Regions from separate parts of the Mus musculus genome. Here all the other regions are linked to region 2. Evidence: chromatin loops called from intact Hi-C (ENCODE). Cell type or tissue: left cerebral cortex. All regions are shown on one strand.

Region 1 (8,000 bases), 93 kb after region 2:
TGATCAGGGTTCATTAAAAATGATATTTCTATCTCGTGAACATGACACAATGTGTTCAAGGGTTTCCTGTGGGAAAAGCACAGGAAGACACAGAAACCCTTGCAGGAGTCTTAGCTGGAGTGTCTCTATGGAAAGGCTGCCTAGGAGAAATGCTAATTAGGGAGGCCACAGGGGGGAGAAAGGTGCTACCCCTTCCAAATACAACTCTTAAGACAGAAGCATTTATTAACACAGGCTGGTTTGTATGAAGCACTTTGAGGCTTATGTAAGTATGGTTTGTTTCTTGTTTCCAAAAAAAAAAAAAAAAAAAAAAAAAAGGACAAGGACTACATTTGAGCAAAACAAAAACTGAATAATTTAAATCATGAATCTGAGTTTTAAAAAAATATTCTTCATCTAGTTAGGGATTAATTTTCAAACACCCTTTACACATATATGCACATACATACATACACACACACACAGAGTAAGTTACATAGGTATTTGTAAAATCTCTAGCAAAGCTGAAAAAGACTATCTGGATATTAGAATGCAACATGACATACATTTATAGAATTTTTTTCCAGGGAGAAAGTTCCTTTTATTTTACTGTCAATCTTTTTCTTTCTTCCAATATAAATAAAATAAAGGCTGATTCTTAGAATCAGAACCTGTTTGAAAGGCTGGCCTGGTCCAACAGCTTACTATCTTACTGTGAACAAGATCAAAGAGACTATGTCTCTGGTTACTTTGCACTGACTGACAAGCAATTCGCCAGGAAGCTGAAGGAGCTAAACTGACCGAAAGGACAATAGAACAAACTGGTTTTATCTGATTGGCTCTGTTTACTTGATGATTAAATTATCATTCCTGCAAAAAAATTTTTTTTACTAACTTTTAAATGAGACAAACAGACTTTCCACTAAAGGCTTATTATTTGAGCCACACCTTCCTTAAGAAAGGGGTGGTGGTAACTTTCACATTCTTCATCAAGTATCACCTGACCCTTAGTCACTGCAGAACTGCACCTCAAGAAGTGGGGTAGCTTCTTGTTGCTATACTTCTTAGTCTAGTGTCTTGTTTCCCACAGCTAGATGCTGCTGAAGACTGAATGAGTTGGGTTTCAAATGGCAGCAATTCTATGTATCTGCCCTTCCTTTAGCAGACACCCTGAATCCAGGTAGCTCATTTGATCTTGAGTTAAGAGTTAGGTAGAAGGTCTGTTCTGCTTGCAAGTCATTTTCTACGTAATACAAATGACAAAAATGAGAGTGACGAGATTTAAGGGGTAGTGGTTCTTTCTCTACTCCCTTTACCCATGCGCACATCACCCAGGCCAGCCAAGACCTGATCTCACAAAGAACAAAGTCTATCTCCTTTGATGCTTAAGACAGGATAATGAAAGGAAAGCCTATTAAAGAACCATAGCATGGTGAGTGAACGTTGGTCACTGTGTCCTTGACAGAACTCTGTCCACTCTATGTATCCATGTTTTCTTTGGTAGATTCCATTCCAAGAGTCATGCCTTGGTGGAGAACAAAGAAATAATTTTTGTTCATTCTTTCATCCACTCAACAACACTCCCCCACCCCCTGAGGTTTTGTACACTGGGTAGTATTAAATTGCTGAGAGGCACTCAGAAATAATTGAGATACAACTGCCTCAAGGAACACTAGGCAGGGAGGTGGACTGACATGTTTGAAGGTGGGGAGGTTCAGAGAGGATCGGACGAGGTCTCTGGGAGCTGCAGATGGCCTCCTGGCATAGAAGACAGACTTCGCTGACAGTTTCGAGCTTTCCCACGTGGAGAAGTAAGGGGAGGAGCTTTCGGGAGGAGAGATACTGTGTGTAAGACCAGAGGAGCATAAGAGTAACACATGTTGGTGAGAGGGATTTTTAGGTGTATCTGTGGTCAGTCCACTGGAGTGGGTCAAGTCAGATGAAGGGCTGTCTAAAAGGAACGTGCTCTTCAACTTTAAATTCTACAACATGCTAAAAAAAAAAAAAAAAAACCACACACACACACACACAAACATTTGGAATGATGTTGGGCAGACAGTAAATACTCATTAAAGACAAGAGATATTTATTTACGTTGCAATTGAAGGGAAACTAAGATCTAAAAGGAAAAAGAAGAAAAAGAGGCCAGAGCTGGCCTTGTTTTTGTTGTTACAACAATGCTGGTGTTAATAGTGAGAATGGATTGGGGTGGGGATGACCACAGGCCAGCAAATGAAAAGTAGGTCGGGGACAGGCTTTGTTCGCTGTTGCGCTCCCCGTGTCCAGCATAGTGGCAGCACATAGTAAGTGCTCAATAAGGAATTGTTGAATGAAAAATGAATGGTGATGGGAAGAGACGGCTGCTCTGAGAGCCATCTTGTCAGCAGAAATAGCAGGGCTTGTGAGTATGGGGTGTAGGCAGGAAGGAGGAGGAGCTCTGTGTAAGGAGGAGGAGTAAAAGGAGGAGTAAGAGGAGGAGGAGTAAGAGGAGGAGGAGGAGGCGGCTCTGTGTAGTAAGTACTCTTTGCATCTGCTGGGTTCAGCCTCAAGGTGTGTTGAGAAAGAGAATGGCTGAAGGAAGATGGCAGGGCAGCGGCAAAGGCACTGCAAGCATCCCGCCTAGGGGGCGGGGCTTGGTGCCTTCCTTGTTAACTCTCTGAACCCGGCTTTGTAATCCCCATTTCTAATGGAGAAAAACCGAGGTTCAAGATGGTATAGTCAACTGACTAGAAGAGTCTAGATTTAAAAAGCGGATTTTGGGGTGGCAGTGTTGCTCAGTGATAGTATGCCTGCCTACATAGGCACAAGGTGCTGGGTTTGATCTGAGCACTACTCCATACTGAAAAACCTTATAACCACACACAAACACTACTCCCGTTCTGCAGCAAATGTGCTTTTAAGATTCCACCATACCGGTTTCCCCAAGAAAACAAACATTTGGATATGGTGTATTTTGTATTCAGAAAGCCCAGGGGTAGGTACTTTGCGGAGAAACCAAAGCATAATTTCTGTTAACTTTGCTTCATTCGTATTCTAAACCTGTTGCCCTCATATAGTTATTGTGAGGAGCCAAAAATATGAAAATCTTGTGAAGATATGATATAAAATAGAAGCAAAGTAATACAAGAGCAAGGAGATACATTCAGGATCTGGTTAGGGTTTGCTAAAGAAGTACCAAAGATAACAGGAATTGGAGGCTCTTAGGGACCTTTGGCTGGCAAAGGCACCCAAGCGTGGTCCAGAGAACTCACACAGGGTCAATATTCCCAGTGCATGAAGACTGAGCAAGGAACAGTTTTGATTCCAGAGTCAGAGTCCACCACATTCCTGCTTTGTAATTGTTTCTCCTCATGTCTGCAGAGGTCTCCTGGGACTTTGGGACTGCTAGGAGCTTCGAGAGAAGAAACAATGATACATGCTGCCTCCTCCTCCTCCTAGGCAAAGGCCCTAACATTGCAGAAGACCCGTGAGATTGTGGTGCTGTGCCCCGGCCAGCGCCCAAAGCAAGCACACCAAGAAGATGCTGTGGTCGTGTTCTCATTTCAGTGTCCACACGGAAAGGGGTCACTGTATGTCATTACAAACACCGATATCATTCTGTCTTCTTTCACTCTTCACTTGTCTGTGATTTCTTACTGGAGTCTCAGCATGGACACCTGTCTCTTTGGAGAAACCTCTCGTAGCCACTCTTTTGAAATGGCTCCCTCTTGCTGTCATTTGCTACTGAGTAATGCCCACTTCTCCAAGGGCTCTTTGAAGAATTTACAAGCATACGAATGTTTGCTGGCTTACTTGAGCTTCCCACTCAAGTTAGGCTACAGACCCCACGAAGGCATGGGGTAGCTAACGGATTCAGCCCCGTACCTCGCATAGGCCTTGTAAGTGGGGTGTGTTTGAGGACTGGTTGTTTTAATGAACCATTAAAGTTAAGCCTGGCATGGTGAAGTATCTGTGTAGGGAGCAGAAGAGTTAATCTGTGGTGGGGGATGGAGTTCCAGAGTCAGGCTTCCAGCACGATGTGGGCCAGAGACACTGGAGTGGATTGGCTCCCGTGTGGATTGAGGCCACCACTCCTGGCTCAGGAGCAAGCCATGCTAACCAACTGAGGCGACTGGCCCACACAGTGCAAAGGAGAACAGAAGCATCCTTACTCCCCAACCCTAGTGTAGGTGCTTGTTCTCCTACTTAAATATGCATGGTACATAAAAATAATTGTACAGACAGAAGGATTCACAGTTGCTCAAAGTAGACTGGGAAAGTGTTTGAACCATTCGGTGGGTGGCGCGACTCCTAGGGGAACCAGGAATGTTCCAGGGGTGGGAATAGAAACTACTCCAGGAAACTGTACTGTAGGAAACAATTTACATATCTGAGGGCATAGGAGGTTCTGGAACTGAGCTTGCTCTGCTGGGATTGTCTCACAGAAATAAGCCATTGGGAGCTAAAAAACGAGTAGATGGTATGTAGAGAGATGGCAGAAAAGTCACATACAAGTGGTTTACGGGCTGGATTCATGCATAATTCATCGCATTAGAGTCTTCCCACCTGTACAGAGAGTGATGTCATTCCCTGCTTTGCAAATGAGGAAACAGGTTCAGGAGGTTATGCAAGCCACTGAATCTGTTAAGAGCTTAACACTGACACCTTCTTTGCCATGGAAGCCAAGCCTAGAGGAGTGGGGAGTGTAATTCTAAATTGCCTTTTGCAACAGTGCTTTCTATATATTTCTTACGCACCTTTTAGGGGCCAGGAATACACTTCTGAGAATGGGCTAGTGTTGCTAGGATGGTGGCTTCCTACAGACATGTTGGAAACAGGGCTGGGTGGGGGTGGGGAGGGGTGTAGCTGGTCTTTGCTACCTTGTAGGTTCTTCTTTTTGCCACTGTTTCTTCTCCTGGTTTCACCCCCTAACACTAGATAAGAGAGACAGAAAGAAAGAAGAAAAGGAGGGAGAGAGAGTGCTCCCAAAATCTAATTTCTTTCCTTTTGTTTCTTCTTTGAGAATGACTACTAATAAACTGCAATCATCCTCCCTAAACAACCAACACTCACCAACAAACCCTTCTCCAGGGACCTAGCATTTATACACCCCCTGAAGAGTTCCCAGAATTCCAAACATCACACAACTGTAGAAACTATCTACAGCTGGCACAACCACACCTCTGCTAGAGCATGAGGCAAATCACAGTCAGCTGCTGTGGACAGTTGGAGCAGCCCCATACTCCTACACTTGGGATCAAGATGAAAACACATTCTTATAATATTTCTGTGTTTCTAAAGAAACCAGCATCCCAATATTGTCACTCTGGGCGGGTGGCTTGACTTGATCTGATCCGTGTCGCCTAGAATAGCCATCACTTAAGGTCCACTGATTCCCTACTGAGCAATTTGATTCCAAACAAATAGGATTTTGTTTGATTTAGTCTCTTTAAAAACTATCAGCCACTTTACAAACACTTTCTTGTTCCACAGCAAATATATTGGTTGACATCTGAAGAAAGGTTCTTGAATGATGGCCGAAGTTGCCATATTTACAGCTTCACACTCCCTCCCGGCGCTGAATTTTGCTGATCTGTTCATGCAGGAGAGCTTCAGTGTATGTACGGTTGCTTAATGTGCTTAGTCACCAATTTTTGAAAATAGAAGCATATCTTGCCACCTACTTAATCTTCTCATGTTGAAAAGATCACTTACGGCTCATCACCGAAACTGCCTGGAGTCAAAAGCATGCACAGCACAGGTGACCAGTAAGCACAGCACTAAATGAAGACAATAAATGTAGACTGAAAAAAAATCCCTCTCATAATTCTAACAGTGTTCAACTTGTATCGATGCTCTGCCTTAAAAGCCTACAAAATAAACAGAGCTAATGAGAGAAGCTGAGTAAAAGGGGGCCCAAAATTCAAAACTGGATCTTGGTCAATTATTTATTTTTATTTATTTTTAAGACAAGGTCTTCAAGGACTTGTTAGATGCCAAAATGCTTCCACTATCTTTCCCGTTTCTGCTTCATAACTTGCACCGCCCTGTGAACCCACACCAGCCAGTCATTCTGGATTCTTCAGTAGAGGATGCCTGCTCCTATAAGACACTTGATCATCTTTCTCAGAAGCCACAGGTTGTTAAGACTATATATATATGATATATATATACACACACACACATATATATATAGTCTTATCATATGTATGATATATATCATATATAATATCATATATATATAATATCATATATATATATATATAGATTTGTATTTGAAGATCTGTGGTAGGGTTGTGCTTTGGATCTGATTTGTTTTGTTTTTTGTTTTTCCAAGACAGGGTTTCTCTGTGTAGCCCTGGCTATCTTGGAACTCACTCTGTAGACCAGGCTGGCCTTGAACTCAGAAATCAGCCTGTCTCTGCCTCCCAAGTGCTGGGATTAAAGGCGTGCGCCACCATTGCTGACTGGACCTGATTTTTTTAGGTGTGTCTATTATTCTTTGGTCTTGTCATCTGAGTCTCAGGATATCCATGTCCTCAGGTGGAAGGTTGAATATACAAATTAAGTAAATGCGCAATGAATAATGTCCTGCCTGATGCATGTATGAGGTGGTTAGGTATAAACTGCAGCTTAGTAAGCTACACGTATTTTTATGAAGCATATACAGTGTAGTTATAAATAATCTACCACAAGCTATACTTAGGAGTGCAATCAGCTATGTTAATCAATTCTCCCTGTTTTTGAAGTAGTTATGTCCATTGGCTTTGATGTGAGGCAGACTCAAGACGAATGGCTTAGAGGTTGGGTTGTTGGGAAGGCGTTCACCTTCCTTGGCTTTATTTATTCATCTGTGAACTTGTGAGGATGATAAAACCAATGTTGTGGATATACACAAAGCACATAATGCACGGATTCTCCACTACGGTGGCTTGCACCATTCCAAGCTTATGCTGAGGACTTACTCTCCCAATAGGTTACTGGTATTTGGAGGTAGGAACTTCGAATGAGTCACGAAGACTCTCCCCTCATGAATGGATTAGCCTACTCACAACCTAAAGGGTTATCATGAGAGTAGCTTTGGTGTAGAAGTGATCTTTCTGTTAAGTCTGCTTATGTTGCCCCTTGGTGCTCTTCTGCCACATTGTGATGCTGGCTGAACACCCTCTCTAGATCTCCATGCTACTCTCTTAGCCTTCCCAGGCTCCAGAACTGAATGCTAAATAAATCTCCACTACTTATAAACTATCTAGCCTCAGGTGTTTTGTTACAACAACAAAAAATGGACTAAATGAGGGGGGAGGAAGAAAATATGCTAATCAATGTTAATAAAATAAGATAATCTTAAAAATGTCTTTGTATGTACGTGTCTAGTATGGCCTTCCTAAACATTCCTGTTCCCTCCCATTACGATTTATTATTTAATGTGACAGTGCAGAATGTGGTCGGTGGTATCACTTGCTTTTCCTTTTAGAGGCTCCTTATAAGGAGATATAAAATGAGGATGGGATGGGGGTGGGGAGGGCAACCACAGGCAGATCCTGAGTAATCTTTATGAGCCTAGGAGGACTGATGAGCCCAACTAACTAGGGACAAATGTTTTTAAAAGCACATTTTCTTCTATAAATGGAAGAACTCGCTAGAAAGAGCATCGTCTAAAGCACGTTTCTATCTATCTGAGACAGAACACAAGAGTTTACTTTCATTAAGTTGTAGCTGTTGACAGGAAGGAAAACAGAATCGCGGCCCAAACATTTGTTAAAATATCAGCTAGGCGGCGAGGCAGCCACACAAAGGAGATGAAACGATTCCTAAAATGTACTCCCTGCACCTGATGAGTCGTAAGTAAGGAAACATGAATGGACCCAAGAAACTGCCCTGCCTCAGCACCGAGACCACAGATCGGGAGATCACAGAAAAGGAAGGATTCTGAGGGAGATGGGGCTTCTTCAAGGGCATGATGCTTTTAGCAAGGTTTTCAAGAAGGCAGAGGATGCTCTTATGTCAAATAGGGTAGGGGACAAAGACATTAGAGGCCTACA
Region 2 (8,000 bases):
TAAACCCAAGCTGTTTAGACTTTCAGGCAGTACTGGAGACCCTCCCTCTCCCCACCCTCTCACTTTTAAAAAGGTATTCTCCCCCCAACTAAAGCAAAGCAAGTACGGGGCAGTTGAGCAGTACCTCAGAGGAGGCGGTGGTAGCGGAGTTGGGGCGCCCCGCGCAGCCCCCCTCGCGCCTCTAAGGGGCGTCAAAGTCTCGCTGGCAGAAGGCTCCCTAGGGATGGCCGTCGCCCTTCCGCCCGTGACGAGGCCACGCGAGCTGGAGCAGTCTTCCTCCCGGGGCGGGTGGACACGGAGGCGCGAAGGAGAGCCTGCTGCGGGGACTGCTGGGCGAGCAAGGCACCGCGAGGACGGGGCGGCGGGTATCAGAAAATCGTGGTTTCATACTTGGTATTAATGCCCCTCTTGGCTTCTTGCCCCGGCTCCACAATCCACGGCAGATTGGCCAGAGTCTTTTGCTCAGAAGGGTCGATCTGCTTTAAAACAGAAAGGCTGATGCCCGTTATCCGGCAGCTGGGCGGCGGCGCGGCCGCGTGGGCGCCGCTGGAACCCCACCTCGGGCCCCGCTCGCCCAGCCGCGCTGCGGGGCGGCCCCGGCGGCGTCCGCGCTTTCGCACCTGTACTGCACAGCGACTCTGCAGGGGCCTGCAAGGGTGACGCGAGTGAGACCTGGCCCCGCCCCCGGGGCGCAGAGGCAGGGGAGCAGCGGTGGTTCCCAACACCCCAATATCGGGGTCCGGAAAGAACCCTACGTCCTCCGAGGACATTGCAGCGCCCCGCTCACTTGCCTGAGGCCTCTCTGAGCTCCAGCCATGCCGCCCTGGGGATGGCCCTCGGGCACCCATCCGTGCAGTGAGGCCTCTGCTCTCTCCCGGTTGCCTCCTAGCCAGTGTGGTCCAGGTCTTGGCTTCAACACCACTTCCTATCCTAGAAGCTGTATTCCCCACACCCTCTACAAAATGGCACCTCAACCTTTTAGCTCCCCCCTTCCTGACACAGACACATACCACCTGTCTACTCCCTCTTCCACAACGGATGCCCCGCAAAGGTGGGGGTTTTGTTAACTTTATTGCTATTTTCTCCAAACCTGGGAAAGCTCTTAGTGGCTCAATGCAAGGCAGGCATGCAATAAATATTTGTCAATAAATGCTGTTCAGACAATGAGTGCTCGGCCTGGATAAGAAAGGTACTGGAGTGGACAAAACGCAGGTACAGATTCCGGAGGGAGGGCAAAGTGGCCGAGAGGGATGTACCCCAGACAGAGGGAGGGAAGAGGCCAGCAAGGGCCTGTCAGGCTGCGCCTTGGCGGACTCTGTCCTGGGTTCAGATAAAGCCAAGCATGTCATTCCCTGGGCAGCAGCTAAAGTCTGAGCTCTGATGGGCCTCAGTTAAGCTCTTTCCCCAATGGCTTGCTCATCCCTTGGCCATCATCTACTTGGCTCTGTAAACGGGGGCCAAGGAGTTTCTGGAAGGCCTGCTCAGACTTCCTCTATCAGCTTTTTAACCTCCTGGAGGCTGCAGGGCCTGAGCCTATGTGCCTATCAGGCTGCCTTCTGCCATGGTTTCCCTTGTGCCTTCATAGGACGAGGGAAGAAGGACTTTTAGAAAGAGCACTGTGTGTGTCCTGAGAGTAAACCACTGGAGCTGAGGAGATGGGAATTCTGAAGCCTGGTGAGGGCCTGCATCCAGAGCCAGGTAGACTGGGTACTCTCCTGTTTCCCAGAGAGGGTGTCTAGATGAATATTCTATGAGCCCTTACGGCATCAAAGTCTTAGTGCTCCTCTGGAAGGAGTCTGCGTGGACCGCAGTACAGCTGGAAGGACGTGCGTGCTGTGAACAGACTCATCCAGCCCACACGAGAAGGAATAGAGTAGTCTAAGCAACAATCCCCACAAACATGCTGTGCATTCCTGGACTCAGAAGCTTAATAATCGCACTCAGAGACACATTCGTTAAGTCCACCCTCACCACCTCGTGTCTCTGACCGCAGGTTTGTAGTGAGTGCTGCTATGGCCCTGGGGTGACAGCATGCCAGTGTATTTCATGGAGTAGATATTTTTGTGCAGGAAGAGAGACAACAGAAAGCTCAGTCAACACTACGCGGAATGAAGAGGGCCTACAAGGTGACCAGGCAACTACCCTGGTTAGGAAAAGCTTCGTGCAGCTAAAACCTGAATGGTACCATGGGGCCGTGCAGAATTCGGGGGTCAGGGGAGGTGGAAGAGAGCAATCATGGGAGACATAGAGTCTCCAGTGGGACTGAGCAGTGTACTCGAGGAGTGGAAGGCCTAGGCATCACCACGTGTGATCAGAGATTAGGTTTGGGTATTTTTAGGGTGCCATGGTTTTTGCTGTATGAAAAAAGGGAGTCACTGGGAAGGTGTGCACTGGCCTTGGATTAGGGGGGTGATGGAGGAAGTAGAAGAGGAGTGGGCAGACTGGAGGTGTGTTCGAGGGGAGCAAAGATTGATCTCTGCTCATGGGCTGGATGTGGAGGTACAAGTACAACAGCAATCAAGGTGACTTGGGGACTTTGGTGACAAGCAGCATGGTGAAGTGTTGTGTCATTTGCTGGGCTGGGGACAGAAGGGGGTAGAGAAGCAAGGATTTATAGTGGCTAAACTTGAAAGTGGAGATGCTTAGAAACAAACTGGACAGACATTTCTAGGGTTCTGGGGTGTGTCAAGGACTGGGGAATAGAGAGCAGGGGGCATGGGCTGGGTAGGTGCTGAGGCAGGAGGGTCCGGGATAGGAGTGTAGCATGGGATTTGAGAGGTGCAGCAGCCACTGGTAATGACCAATCAGCGGAGGCCTTCTGGGATGCAGGAGGACACAATGGACTCTCAGGGACTCGGAGAGGCCGGATGCTGAGGGATCATCCCGTGGGTGGTGAGGTGACCAAGAGCAGAGACAGGAGAGGGGGAGGGGCCCCAAAGGTGTGATCCACAGAAGCCACATCATCCCGAGGAAGGAACCTCTCTTTGGAGGTTAAAAATGTCTATTTTTCTCATGACACGGACGGAGGCTGAGAGCTGATGGGAGGAGGAGGAGGAGGAGAAGGCAGCAGATGGAAAGATTGCGGGATGAGGGGGGGCAACGCATTCTGGGGGCCTGCCCGGTGCCAATCCCAGAGAGTCTAGGATGCGGGATGGATGCTGGAACAGAGAGCAGATGGGGAGCTGGCTGGGAGCCTTCCAGCTTTGGGGTGTTGCTACTACCAGAGGCGGCCGCTTTGAAGTCATACCAGCCTGTTGGGACAGGATGTCTGCGGAGCCTGTGGGAGGGAGGGAAGGGAGGAAGTTCCTGGAGGGAGGCAGATGACAGGGAGGAGGGGGGTACCACCTTCTAACAGTTACTAGGCTGTGGAGAGCTTCAGCTGTCCAGAGGGAAGGCACACAGGCTGTGGCTCAGGCATCTCGAGGCTGAGGATGCCGTGGTCTCCTGAAAGGCAAGCTGTGGTATCTAGCTTTGGCCAGGAGGGTACCAGGGTACCGTCACCTTGAGCCTCTGCACATCTCTCTGGAGGGCAGAGGCTTGCCCCCTGATTGAGTGGTAGGCGAGGCCTCAGAGAAGGCTGCCTCCACACTTTCCTAGGCCTTCTGGTGAGCTGGGTCAAAACCAGAAGCAGCAGCTAGCCATCCAAGCTCTCAAAAGGCTATTGCTAGAGGTGGCAGAGAAAAACGTGGTTTTCTCTGTTACCTTTGGGCTCTGGGGAAAGGATTCTTTGAGCCTGCGGGAATGATGGTCACATGCCAGCAGGAGACCACAGGAAAGGACAGGGGAAGGCAGGCTGGATTCTAAAGGCCTCCCCCTCACTGCACCAGGTCCTCTTTGAATCCCCCTTCCCTCTGGTTGCAGGCTTAAAGATGTCTCTGTCTTGTACTTACCACTGACTTCCGAATGCTAACTCGGGGCTTTGGGATGGGTTTCGAGGGCTTGTTCTCAAAGCTTTCTGGGAGTGTGGAGGAATGGCCCCCTTTTCTTGCTTGTAGGGCTAGTTGGTAAGCGACCTCAAATGCCTGTCCCAGCGTCAGGATGATTTCATAGGCTAAATTCTGCAAGAGCAAACAGACAAGACAAGAAGAACATTTACTAGAGGCACACAAAGGGTCAGAGTGAGTGGATAGCTGAGGAGCAGCGTGGACCTTGAACTGCCCCACCGGCAGCGGCAGTGACTCAGGGGAAGTCTGTTAGAACAAAGCACTCTGGACGCTAGTCACTGAGGTAGCATCCTTGGAGCCAGGCTGCCAGACCTCCTCCCCCATTAATTCCTTATAAGCAGAGCCCTCATGCAGCCCACCAGCCCCGGGTGCTCCTCCAGGTGCAGCTCGCTTGTGGGTGGCTTCTTTGCTCATGAGACTTGGATGGGGGGAAGGGGTTTGTAGCAGTGATCCCACACGCTCCATGGGAGGTGTTCTTGAGAACTTTGGGTCTTTTTTACCTCAAACATCTGTGATTCAGTGAATATATACGAAGCACAATCAGAATCTAATTTAGGCCGGGGGTAGAGGCATTAGTCATGCTGGTGTGGCGTCTCACAGTTGCAGCAGCGAGCATGCAAACATTGTTCAAATAGAGCTAATTATCCGTCTATTTCTTGAGGTTTTTTTGCACTCCCCAAGGGTTCACGCTCTATATTTTATCATCAAATCACCAAGAGACGAGAGTTTGTCAGGGCAGGATACCATACCAAACCTCTCCTGGGACGTACGTCCTCTGCACAGAGCAGTTCTCCCAGGGTTGTTCCCGCCTTTCTTCACATACTTATTTTTTGACTTCAGCTTTCTCTCCCACACGCAGCTTCCCCTTCTCTTCTCCCACAGGGACAACATGACATTAGCCCACTGGAAGGTGGGATCGGAGCCACAACATCCTTACGCCAGAAAGCATCATAGAGGTGGGTGCCTACTGGTCTATCCAGAATGACCCTGGGGTTGAACCTGTGGCTTCATGCGTGCTTAGCAAATGCTCTACATTGAGCCACAGTCTCAGCCCGAGGATGCTCTCAGTGCTACTATACAGGCTAAGAACAGCCTACCGTGACCATCCCTACCGTCTCTCTCTATGGTTTCTTTCAAAAATGCAGGTAGCACTCTGCTTCTGCTGAAAGTACACCATGTCTTCCTGTTCTTATTACCCCCCACTCCTTCCCAGCATGCTTTGAGAAATGTTAGGGACTCTGTTGCCCTCAGCACTCAGTGAGGATGGACTACATGAGGTGGACTCTTCCATGGGGAAGAGTCTCACCAAGTCTGGACCAACTGGACTTTATGTCAAAGTCCTATCAAGTGTCCTTGTCTCAGACTCAAGCCGGGCAATGTCTATGATCTTGAGAGCTGGTGGGACAGTCAATCTCTGTGCTCCTCTCAGACACACATTCGATTCTGTCATCCCGTCCCTTGCACAGCCAGGCCATGCACTTCCCTGCAGTGAACACTAAGCCATGTTTATTTCCACAGCTGAGTCAGACGAGTAAATTAACAACTCACCAACAAATGATAGTGGGGGAGCACTGGGAGGCAGCTCTGACCATCACTGTACAAAGAGGGCTGAGCCCTTTCCTCTGCCTACTACTCTCTGCCTACACTGTGCACACGTCATTCATTGGCAGCTTTGCCTCAGGGCAGGAGGGGGGCCGGGGTGGGGTGGGGAGGGTGGGAGGGAGGTGGGGTCAGGACGGGGATGGGGGCGGGGTCTGTAGAAGTCCAACGGGGCTTCTGACTTCCCTGGTGTCTGTTGTGAAGCTAACAGGCAGCCTCTGCACGAAGGAGCAGTGAGCTTAGGGTGCAGATTCCTTCAGCACTAGCCTCAGACAAATTTCCTGCGTGTGAGAGCTTTGTGAGACTACAGGGTCTTCACGTGGAGGTCAGAGCTGCTCCTCTGAGTGGCTGAGGCTTTCAAATGGTTACTATGGGTTACTTTGGGAAACTAAAAGTTTCTGTATGATACGAAGTTAGATGTTTTGTCCTCTTTTGAAATGAGTGACTGGTATTAGAAAAGTCCCCAAGGAAGAAAGGGAGACCAGACCACTCAGCCCCCAACTGGCTTTGAACTTGTGGCAGTCATCCTGCCTCAGCCTTCCCAGAGCTGGGATGACAGGTGTCTTGCTTCTCTCTTCTCTTCTCTCTGTCTTTGCCTCTGTCTCACTCTCCCTTCCTCCCTCTCTCCCTCTTCTTTCCCCTCCCCCTTCTCTGAGACAGGGTTTCTCTGTGTATCCTGCCCCCCCCCCCCCATGTTCTAGACCTAGGTCTGTAGACCAGGCTGACCTCAAACTCACAGAGATCTGCCTGCCTTTGCTTCCCAAGTGCTGGGATTAAAGGTGTGCACACTAGCACATCGTTCTGTTCTTTTTTTTTTTTTTTTTTTTTTTTTTTTTTTTTTAATTTTAAAAACAGAATGCCTTAGAGTGTTTTTCTTTTCTTTTGTGATTTGGGAAGACCTGGATGTTGTTACCTTTCTGTCTTTTCTGTGGCCTTAATGTTTTAAACACGAATGCTGGATGGGAGGAAGGGAGTGGCTCCTGGGCACTGAGACCTGCAGTGAGGGCTGCACTGTTTGTCTCAGGGTACCAGGACCCAGCAGGGAACAGGTGCTGTCACAGAGGACCTGAGGGCATTCCATCAATCTTCCCTCCATCCCTCTCTTCCTTCTTGCTTTCTACCTCCTTCCTCTCTCTCTTCTCTTCTCTCCTCCCTCCCTCTCTTCTCTTCTCTCCTCCCTCCCTCCCTCCCTCCCTCCCTCCCTCCCTCCCTCCCTCCCTCCCTCCCTCCCTCCCTTCCTTCCTTCCTCTCTTCTTTTCCTCCAGGGATGGAACCCAGGGCCCTAAGCAGGCAGATGCTCCTACCGTGGAGCCACACCGTCACCCTGACCGAGCACACATGATCCAGTGTATTTGCTGCAGGATCATTCTGCCTGCCTCTGCTGTTGTGTCACCCCCACTATGCACAATGCAAGGAGAATTGTTCTCCCCAGAGCTGGACACTGTAAGGCCAACATAGAAAACCATATTGTAGCAGGACTTAATTACACATTAAGTATATTCATTATATTAATACACTAATTACCATGAGTAATGTGAGGGCAATTTTACTGTTGTACAGATGGGAGGAGTCCCACAGCCTCTGCCTGGCCCTATTGTAGCACTTGCTTCGGGAGTCAGTACTGTGTGACCACTCTGAGACCACTATGCTTAGAGATGATGCTGAGAGAGCCAGGTGGTGGTGCTGCCTACTAAGGACTGAGGCTGGTCCAGTCCAGTCACCTCACATTTCCCAGGCTAGCCCTTAGATGTAGGCTTTACAGTGCCATCCAGCATGAAGTACATGGAGGAACCTCAAGGCCTAGGCAGACCATAAGCTGAGCATCTACAACTGTCCAAGCTGGCCCAAATAGAGACCCCAGATATGGTGGGCAAAGAGCAGAACCTCAGAATTATGGACTCCACAAACAGCAAAGGAAGGCTGGCTGAACCCTCCCTGGCTCAGGCAGTGTGTGAAGCAGATCCCTCAGTCTCTGAGCTGTGGTGGACAGTGCTTGGTATGGGAGCCCAATCCTGAATTCACCATATCAGGGGCTACCATGAAGTTGAGGTCTGGGGTCCAACTCTGTCAAAGGTCACAGTTATTCCTTTCTATGTCTTGAACCTTGGAAGTCAGCATGGCCAGGCTCATCTTGTGTAATTGCCACCTGTGGGCATAAACTGGAATTCTTTTAGGTTTGTATTAGTTACCTCTGAACCCTAAAAATGCTATGTAGTCATGACCTAGGCTCCTCCTGCATCTTTGTGGCTTAATAGAAGACAGTCTCCTGGGACTAAGGACGTAGCTCAATGATAGAATGCTTAGCCAGCACTTTCAAGGCTTTAGGTTTAACCTCCAGGTTACCGGTCCACCATAAATCTCTAGGGACACATGACAAGTGGCTTTGAATGTTTTCTACATTACACAGTCCAGCGAAGGACAGTAACATGCATGTGCGTTGTGTATTTGGTGTGGCCA
Region 3 (8,000 bases), 250 kb after region 2:
TCCCCCCACCCCCGGCCTCCCAACAGAGCTGCTGGTTGAGGCTTATGATCATCTCAGTGAGAGTTTCATGTGGCTCTGTAGGGCAGACTCCAGCTTAGTGACACTCTCACGCAGAGTCCTTGGGGCTGAGGAGGTAGAATAGATAAACATTCAAAAGCACGGAGCTTGGGCCAAAGCCTTTCTCACTTTAAGACTATGCCAGCTGGAGATTAACAACGTGGCTAGAATGTACGGCGTAGAACCGGCACTCTGAGAACTTAACACATTGATTCTCGTCAGTGACACTGAGTGTCTGGTACTAGCAATGGGCCCATGGTTCCTGCTGGGAAGGATCCACCCCTCATTAGAAAGCTGTTATTGGTTAGATGGTTTGGATTTGACTGATCCGTAGGAGAAGCTCACTACCTCTATGTCCTCATTTCTGTAAACATCTATTGTAAGTCCATCTGTACAGAGATTGTACTGGGTGCAATGCTCAGGGGCAAAAATGTCCTATTCAAATAGGTCAGAGACTCGAGGTCAGAAACAGACCTCTTCTCTCTAGCTACAAATCCTGCCTTGAGTGATCTCATCCCCAAGTTGCTTCTAAGGTCTCAGAAGCAAGAGAAACCTGAGAGTTTCAATTTGCCAAGAGAGAAATTGGTATCTCTTAGATGCTACTACTAGAAAATGGATAAGGATGCTATTTACAAACCCACAAAGCCAACACCGTGTGTTTATTATGTCTCAGACACTGTTCTATGCATCTGACTGACTTCTCATACTCTTACATCATTTCCTGGAAACACCATTATCATTTCCCATCTATATGAGAAGAGTGAGGCACTGGGTTAAAGTCACTCACGTGCAACTTTTTGTCTGTCAGTTGAGTTATTTCCATAGGCCACATGCTCTATTTTTTGTGCGTTTAATGTCTGCACACGCGTGCATATGCAGTCATGTGTGTGATTGTGCCATGGCGGGTATACGGAGGTCAGAGGACATCCTTGGGTGTTACTTCTCATGGTCCACCTTGTTTGCTACAGGGCGTCTGTGGCTTGTGGCTGAGTAACTCAGGCTATCTGGCTTGTGAGCTTCTGGGGGAATCCTCCAGTCTCCACGTCCTATCTGGTCATAGGAGCCCTGGGACTATAGACGGGCGCTGCTGATCCCAGTTCTGTGTGTTTTTCAGAGACTCAAACTCAGGCCCCCTGTTTACATGGTAGGCACTCTACCCACTGAGCTATCTATCCTTCCAGCCTTATACATTATTAATTATTGATCCACGCTAAGCTGTGACCACTCTGCTAAAAACTACACGACTAGTTCTGTTATTAATATAAAACTACGACATGATACAGCATAAAAAAATCAGGACTCTGCCCTTGTTATTGGTCCTGCGTTAATGCTTTTCTCCAAACGATCCCCAGTTTTAAACTCCATTAATCATCGTGAGGCTGCGCCGTGGGAGCTGGGGCCGCCTGCCTACCCATTAGCTATTTCTGAGGTAGGCTTAGGAGCTAGTTATGAAAGAATCATATTATTTAACCTGATGCCGCTGAACTTGAGAAACAATAGACTTGGTGAGTTGGAAACTAGGTAGGCAGAGGTGATGTCTCTATGGAAACAGATGTGAAGCTCCAAGTAAATAGTAGGCCTGTTAGGTTTTCACCAAGAAACAATAGATTGTGCTTGCTTGGCTTGCTTTTCTATAAACTGTTTATCGTGGAGGCTGATCACAGCCAGGGGTAAGGTAGAAACATGCTTCTCTCTCAGTCACTGCCCCGGAAGGTGCCAACTCTTCTAGGAAACTATCTCTTGGTGACATCTTGTCCAGGTGCCAGATCTTAGTCATTAAACCTTGCCTTTTCTTGGTTTTAAAGACTTATTTCTTATTTATGAAAACATGTCTCTGTGTGTATGTGCATATGTGTGTGGATGACTGCAGAGGTCCAAGAACTCAGATGCTTTGGGACCAGAGTTACAGGCAGTTGTGAGCCATCTGACAGGGGTGCTAGGAATGCAGGTCCAGACTTCTGAATGAGCAGCCCGTGCTTCCATCCATGTGGCCTTCTCTCTGACCCCTCCACGCTGTATTCTCTATAGTCTTCCATTCAACCAAAGTTTTCCACTGTTTCACTGATGACCAGAGTTGTGGCTCCAGGACCTGATCTGGGGAGCTGTAAGGGTGATTCTGTCACCTTGGAGTGGCACTGTGGGCTGTTCTGGTTCTAGGCTGTCTTCTACACGACACAATCCCTTTAACTGCTGAAGTATTAGGAGAGATGAGATGGGCCTGTCTTCCTTAGTGTCTATAGCTCAAATGGTTCAGCCTCCAAGCTGCCTCCACCATCCTATCAGCCTGCCTTACCTGACTGCCTCATAAGGTAACTGAAGGAAGCCTGTCAAGGCAGCAGAAAGAGCCTTGTTCCTTCTTAGTACATGCTATGGAGGGAGTCCTCTAAGTGCCCAGTCTGTGATGTGAGATGCTGAAACCTCTTTCCCCCATCTTTGGGTCCTATGTTCAGACAAGAAGCAGTCTCTTTTTATACCGTACTAGATGTTAAACTAGTCAAACCCACAGGGATATATAAATATTATGGTGTTTTTCTGAATACCATAAAGGACTCCTTCCTTCCCTCCCTCTCTCCCTCTTTCCTTCCTTCATCCTTTCCTTCTTTCTTTTCTTTCTCCCTCCCCTCCTTCTTCCCTCCCTTCTTCCCTTTGTCCTTCCCTTCCTTCCTTCTTCCCTCCTTCTTCCATCCCTCTCTTTGTCCTTCCCTCCCTCTCTCCCTCCTTCCTTCCTTCCTTCCTTCCTTCCTTCCTTCCTTCTTTCGCTCATTCTCCCATCCCCCATTCTCTTTCTCCTCTCTCCAATAAGAGCTAAAATTTGAGGAATAAAAGGCCCAGCAAATCATTATTGTCTTAATTCCAATGAGACAACGTTAGCAGAGCAGAGGAATCATAGGAAACCATTTGTTTCCTAAGAAACTGGAGTTGTGCTTCCCCATGTCCAGGGCTTTCAGCCCAATCAATACTGAAACCAGCCACTGGGGACTTCAAGCTCGGCTTGCCCTTCTGCTCTGAGCTTGCCAGTTGCGAGTGCCTGGTTCAAGAATGCTGAACTCATGACTTTCTTACAAATGCCACTGAAATGTTCCAAAGGTTAAAACAGCAAACAAACAAACAAACAAACAACCTAAAGGAACTAAGGAAAACGTGATATTCCTATGCTAGACACATGAAGGGGTTTTTGTATCCTTCATGCAGAAGGCTGAGAGAGTGTAAAGCAAGCTTGACCTGTGTTTATTACCCAAGCAGGAGAACTTTATTACCCAAGCAGGACCCCTACAGAAATCCACTGGCAGGGTCAAAGGTGAGGGATAGCACCCCGAGGACCACACAGTTGCTAGGGCCTGCCTGCAGAGGGAGACGACACCAGTGTAGTGGTTTCTTACCTACAGCAAGGATGAGACACTAAGCAATGTGTGGAGAGTGTGTGTGGCTAAAATTAGTGCTGGCAGTCGTTCTTTATGAGGACACCACTGAGTTTACTTTGCAAAGCAACAGCAAGCGTTTGTTGGTTTCACCGTTCAGCTGTTTAACAACCCAGATGCTGGTCAATCCTCATAATGAAAAATATCTCAAATCTGAAATGCTCCAAAATTTAAAAAAATTTTTTGAGTGCTAACATGAAAAAGTCTACAGTTGACTTTGTATGAAAAAAAACAGTTTAAATGAACAAAATCATTTAACACATTGTATAAAATTACCTTAAATATATGTGTATAAGGTATATATTCATACATACACACGCACACGTGCACACACACACACACACACACACACACACACACACACACGTGAGTTTTGTGTTTAGATTTGGGTCCTATCTCCAACATTACCTTATTATGTATATTATTATGTATATGGATATAATGGTCCAAACGTTTTGAGAAAAAGATAGTCACCCTGTGCCTCTTAAGTTATCCAGGGGTAAAGAAAGTGAGATATAAGCCTTTCCCTTCTTCTATTTGAGCCTAAGAGTTTTGAGCACGATCTCCCCGTAGAGTCACTTTGAAGTACCAGAATCCCTGCAAGGACACGTATGTAGAAACGGCTGGGCACGTGAAATGGTTTAGCTCAGGGCAGAGAACTAGTAGGAACTCTTGGAGCTTTGTTCTGCACACTCCCCTCCCTGTGGTCTCCTGCACACTCAGCGCTTTCTTCAGACTCCTCCTCCTCCTCCTCCTCCTCCTCCTCCTCCTCCTCCTCCTCCATCTTCTAAATACGTTTTATTTTGTGTGTCTGTGTGTTTTGACTGTGTATGTATTTATGTACCATGCGCGTGCCTGGTGCCTGTGGAGGCCAGAAGAGGGCGCTGGATCTCCTGGAACTGGAGTTACCTACAGTTTGTGACCTGCGATGTGGGTTCTTGGTCCTTTGTCACAGCAGCAAGTAAGCACTGAGACAATTCTTCAGCTCCCTCCCTTACTCTTTGAGGCTGCTAGGAAGAGAGGTAAAAGACATTTTACATAAACATAACGCGGCTCTCTAGACGGCCATCCATCTCCTGTGGTCAAGGGTTGCGGAGTCCTTCCCCAGGCTCTATCTTTCCTGAAGGGGAAATCGGGCATGTGGAAAGTTGTGGGAAACTAGGCCGAACTTGAAATAAGTGAAGAGAACTGAAGGGCGCAGGAAAAAAAAAAATTCCATCAAAATTAAATTTCCTCCCCCATGCGATTCCGCCATTAGGTAATCAGCCCCCTTGGTTTTTAGAGGATTATATCACTCTTTTTTTTTTTTTTAATTTAAGAGTTGAGTCATCAACTATTCAAAAGAAATACTGAGTGAATTAAAACCAGACGTCTTTATGAGCTACTGCCTCAAAAGCAATAACGCTGCTGCACCATTTCAATTAGTACAGAGCTCACCCGGAACGTGTGTAGGATAAGGACGTGTCGTGTCGGAGGTAATGGCACGGAAGGGGCCAGAAACTTAGCAGGTAGGAGGCTCCCCGAGACTCTGCCTGTTGAGAACTGTGAGTGGGGCTCTGACCTGCCCTCGGATGTTCTGTCACACCAGGGGATGCAGGGGAGGGCGCTGAGGAGAAGTGAACTCCACAGCAAGGCTGCTGGAGGTTGGAGGATGGGCAAGCCGGCTCCACCTCTTCCTAACTCAGGAAGTAGGAGTAGTTTAACTCCTCTGTGTCCTAGTTTCTTCACACGCCAGCCCCTGCCCCAGAGGGCTGTTGTGAAGCTTAAGTGAGGCAGCACAAGGAAGGGTGAGAGCCTGTCTGTGGCAGCCACAGAGCCTAGTCAGTCTTGGTATGTTCTCTACTTCACAGAGAGACGTCTGCTGGGTAAAACGTGAGAGCCAGGGTATTCTGAATATCTGTGCTCCAGGATGTTGTATACAAAAGACCTGTGCTCCTAGATACTGTGTGTAAAATGCAAAATCATTTAAGCATCCTGTCCTTATGAAATGGGTCTTCTCACCCTTAGTTTTCCGGTTGAGAATATTGAGCATCTGAAAGGTATCCCATGATGCTTTTTACGAGGTTGTCTTTAGAAGGGATTGTGTATCTTGTAGAACCTTGTCTATGTAGGTGTGGGCAGGATCTGTGGCTATGAGATGATCCTCACTCTTGTGATGGGGCCATGAGACAAAGGCGGAAAGGCTTGCATATATAATAAGTAAAGGTCTCTAGTCAGTTGATTTACTTAATCAGCTTGGGTGATTCATTTAAGTGGACAAGAGTGTTCATTTAGGGAGGCTACTCTGTGGGACTTGATGAGAAAATGTAGTAATTTAGATAGAAAGGAACGGATAGGGTTGCCGGCTCAGTCCTAGAATCACATGGAAACTTAGTTCTGACAGTGCTGCTGGAGTTGGGAAGCAGAGCATGACCTGGGGGTGGGGGGGAATGGGGGGGGCTCAGCCACAAGCTCGACCTTGGGTGGAAAAGCTACCTCAATGGGGCCCTCAGTTGTGTTCTAACTCCCCTGAGAACTAACCCATGGGAACTGGGAAGCAAAGTCATGTGGCTTTAAGCTGCTAAATTTGTAGTAACTTGTTATACAGAAATTAAACCTGAGACACCCACCTAAAGAGTTGGGCTCTGAATTGTTACAGAGGTGTTGCATAAGGGAAAGATGAACGTGTGTGAGGTGGAAGAGCTGACATTTTCACATGGACAGTCAGGTGTGACTGAAATAATCTCAGTGCAGCTTTCCTGGAGTCTATCACTGGATTAATGCAAGAGGGCTAGGATTAGGGGGTGTAACAACGGATTCTAGGCTGCCCAAATTTATCTCCTGAAAAGTGCAGAAAAGTAAGAATTGTCACTTCGAGAAATAGTGGGAGAAAACTAAAGTAACGCTTTTAGAAAGTGTTATCAAACTGAAATATTTGCTGAGAGTGTCAGGAAATGTACTGATGTCTGTTGTTTTACAGCCCCTGCTTTCTCATTGTGAGCACCACCATCGTCTTCTGCCTGTGTGGGAAAATATACACCAACATGTTTCCCATTCGAGCTATCTGAAGCTGAGTAGTTCTGCGGTGCTGAGAATATCCACATAGTTACACAGCTGTCAACATGTGTGTGTGTGTGTGTGTGTGTGTGTGTGGGGGCTGAATGACCCTGTAACTGGGGTCGCCTAAGACCATCAGAAAGCACAGATATTTACATTACTATCTGTAACAGTGGCAAGATTATAGTTAAAATGTAGCAACACAAGTAATGTTATGGTTGGGCATCACCACAACATGAGGGACTGTCTCAAAGGCTCATGGCATTGAGAACCTCTGAGGTAGAACTTTCTCATCTTCTTGAATGCTTCTCATCAACTTCCTATCCAGCCCTTGGCAGCTGCCATTTCACTTTTTGTCTTTATAAATTTGACAATTAATTACTTCATAGAAGTTAAATTGTGCAATATTTGTCTTTTTGCAACCAACTCCTCTTTATTAACATAAAAGCTTTTTTGTCTATTATTAATTAGACCTGGTTAGAAGCCTGAGACATTGACAGATGTTTAGCTAATTAAGTCACGCGGCAGTTGACAAACCTCTGCTCAAATATAAGTCATTTATTTAAATGAGACAGGATATTCAGAATTAAAAACCCGATAAAGATGATGCAATAAACCTTAACTCTAGTTTTCTGTAATGTTTTCCCCACAGTCAGTGGTTAAAATGTATTTATTAGCGATTTTAAATTAATTTATGTTAAATCTATTGTTTTTCATCTAAAGATGAAATGATCCTCATTATTTTTTGTATTTAGCACGCGGATTAAAATGTATACTAAAATAGTCTATAACTATCCTACAGGCATATCACAGAAAAATTTACCGGGAGGTTTAACAGATTTATAACAACCTGATTTTTTTCATCTGAATTTGGAAGACTGGAAAAACCAAGAAGTAAAACCTAAGAGTGCATCCTCAGTGAATAGTGAGCGTCAGGCCCACTCTGCTAGCTGCGGCCACTAACTTGGTGTGGCTCACAGCTATCTGACAGTTCCAGCTGAAAGACTGCCTCAGTCAGATTACCCAGTGAGCATTCCCTTGATTAATAATTGATGTGGTGTGGTTTGTATATGCTTGGCCTAGAGAGTAGCACTATTGGGAGGTGTGGCCTGGTTGGAAGAAGTCACTGTGGGATTGGGCTTTGAGACTTTCCTTCTAGCTGTCTGGAAGACATTCTCTTCCTGATTGCCTTTGGATTATGATGTAGAACTCTTGGCTCCTTCTCCAGCACTGTGTCTGCCTGGATACTGTCATACTCCATGCCATGAAATAATGGACTAAATCTCTAAAGCCAGCCCCAATTAAATGTTGTCCCTTATAAGAGTTACCTTGGCCATGGTGTTTCTTCTCAGCAATGGAAACCCCAACTAAGACAAGCGTTCAGTTAATTGTAGGCAGTGCAATTCCTAGGCTGTGGATTCTGGGTCTTATAAGAAGACTACTAGCTATTCAGGGGTTAGAGAGTGGGCCAATAGGCAACATTATTCA

Evidence for each region. A loop is a pair of places that touch in the nucleus more often than their neighbours do. Peaks named below come from ENCODE experiments on the same cell type or tissue, not always from the same donor. Only the 100,000 strongest peaks of a DNase experiment are listed, where the experiment ranks them.
Region 1: a loop joins it to region 2, with 2.7 times the contacts of the local background. A loop is called at or near these places in 3 of 42 quality-filtered maps.
Region 3: a loop joins it to region 2, with 2.7 times the contacts of the local background. A loop is called at or near these places in 6 of 42 quality-filtered maps.

What each region holds. Positions count from the first base shown.
Region 1 is chr10:90,869,614-90,877,613 of GRCm38, reverse strand. The region is part of intron 17 of Anks1b (ankyrin repeat and sterile alpha motif domain containing 1B); the gene reads right to left. Among named protein-coding and RNA genes, the nearest start is that of Apaf1, 210 kb to the left of the region's middle. In left cerebral cortex, a CTCF peak has its summit at 3,695; DNase peaks (open chromatin) are centred at 3,739, 4,198 and 4,563; H3K27ac peaks cover 1,705 bases.
Region 2 is chr10:90,962,283-90,970,282 of GRCm38, reverse strand. Anks1b (ankyrin repeat and sterile alpha motif domain containing 1B) reads right to left here. Exons shown (of 27, transcript NM_001359241.1): 26 at 3,891-4,058; 27 at 1-479. The coding sequence ends at 369. Among named protein-coding and RNA genes, the nearest start is that of Apaf1, 120 kb to the left of the region's middle. In left cerebral cortex, a CTCF peak has its summit at 3,429; DNase peaks (open chromatin) are centred at 3,993, 4,456, 4,986, 5,445 and 5 more places; H3K4me3 peaks cover 412 bases; H3K27ac peaks cover 5,290 bases.
Region 3 is chr10:90,715,243-90,723,242 of GRCm38, reverse strand. All of the region lies in intron 17 of Anks1b (ankyrin repeat and sterile alpha motif domain containing 1B), which reads right to left. Among named protein-coding and RNA genes, the nearest start is that of Apaf1, 360 kb to the left of the region's middle. In left cerebral cortex, CTCF peaks have their summits at 3,027 and 4,351 (motif pointing right); DNase peaks (open chromatin) are centred at 52, 3,426, 5,150 and 6,219; H3K27ac peaks cover 4,133 bases.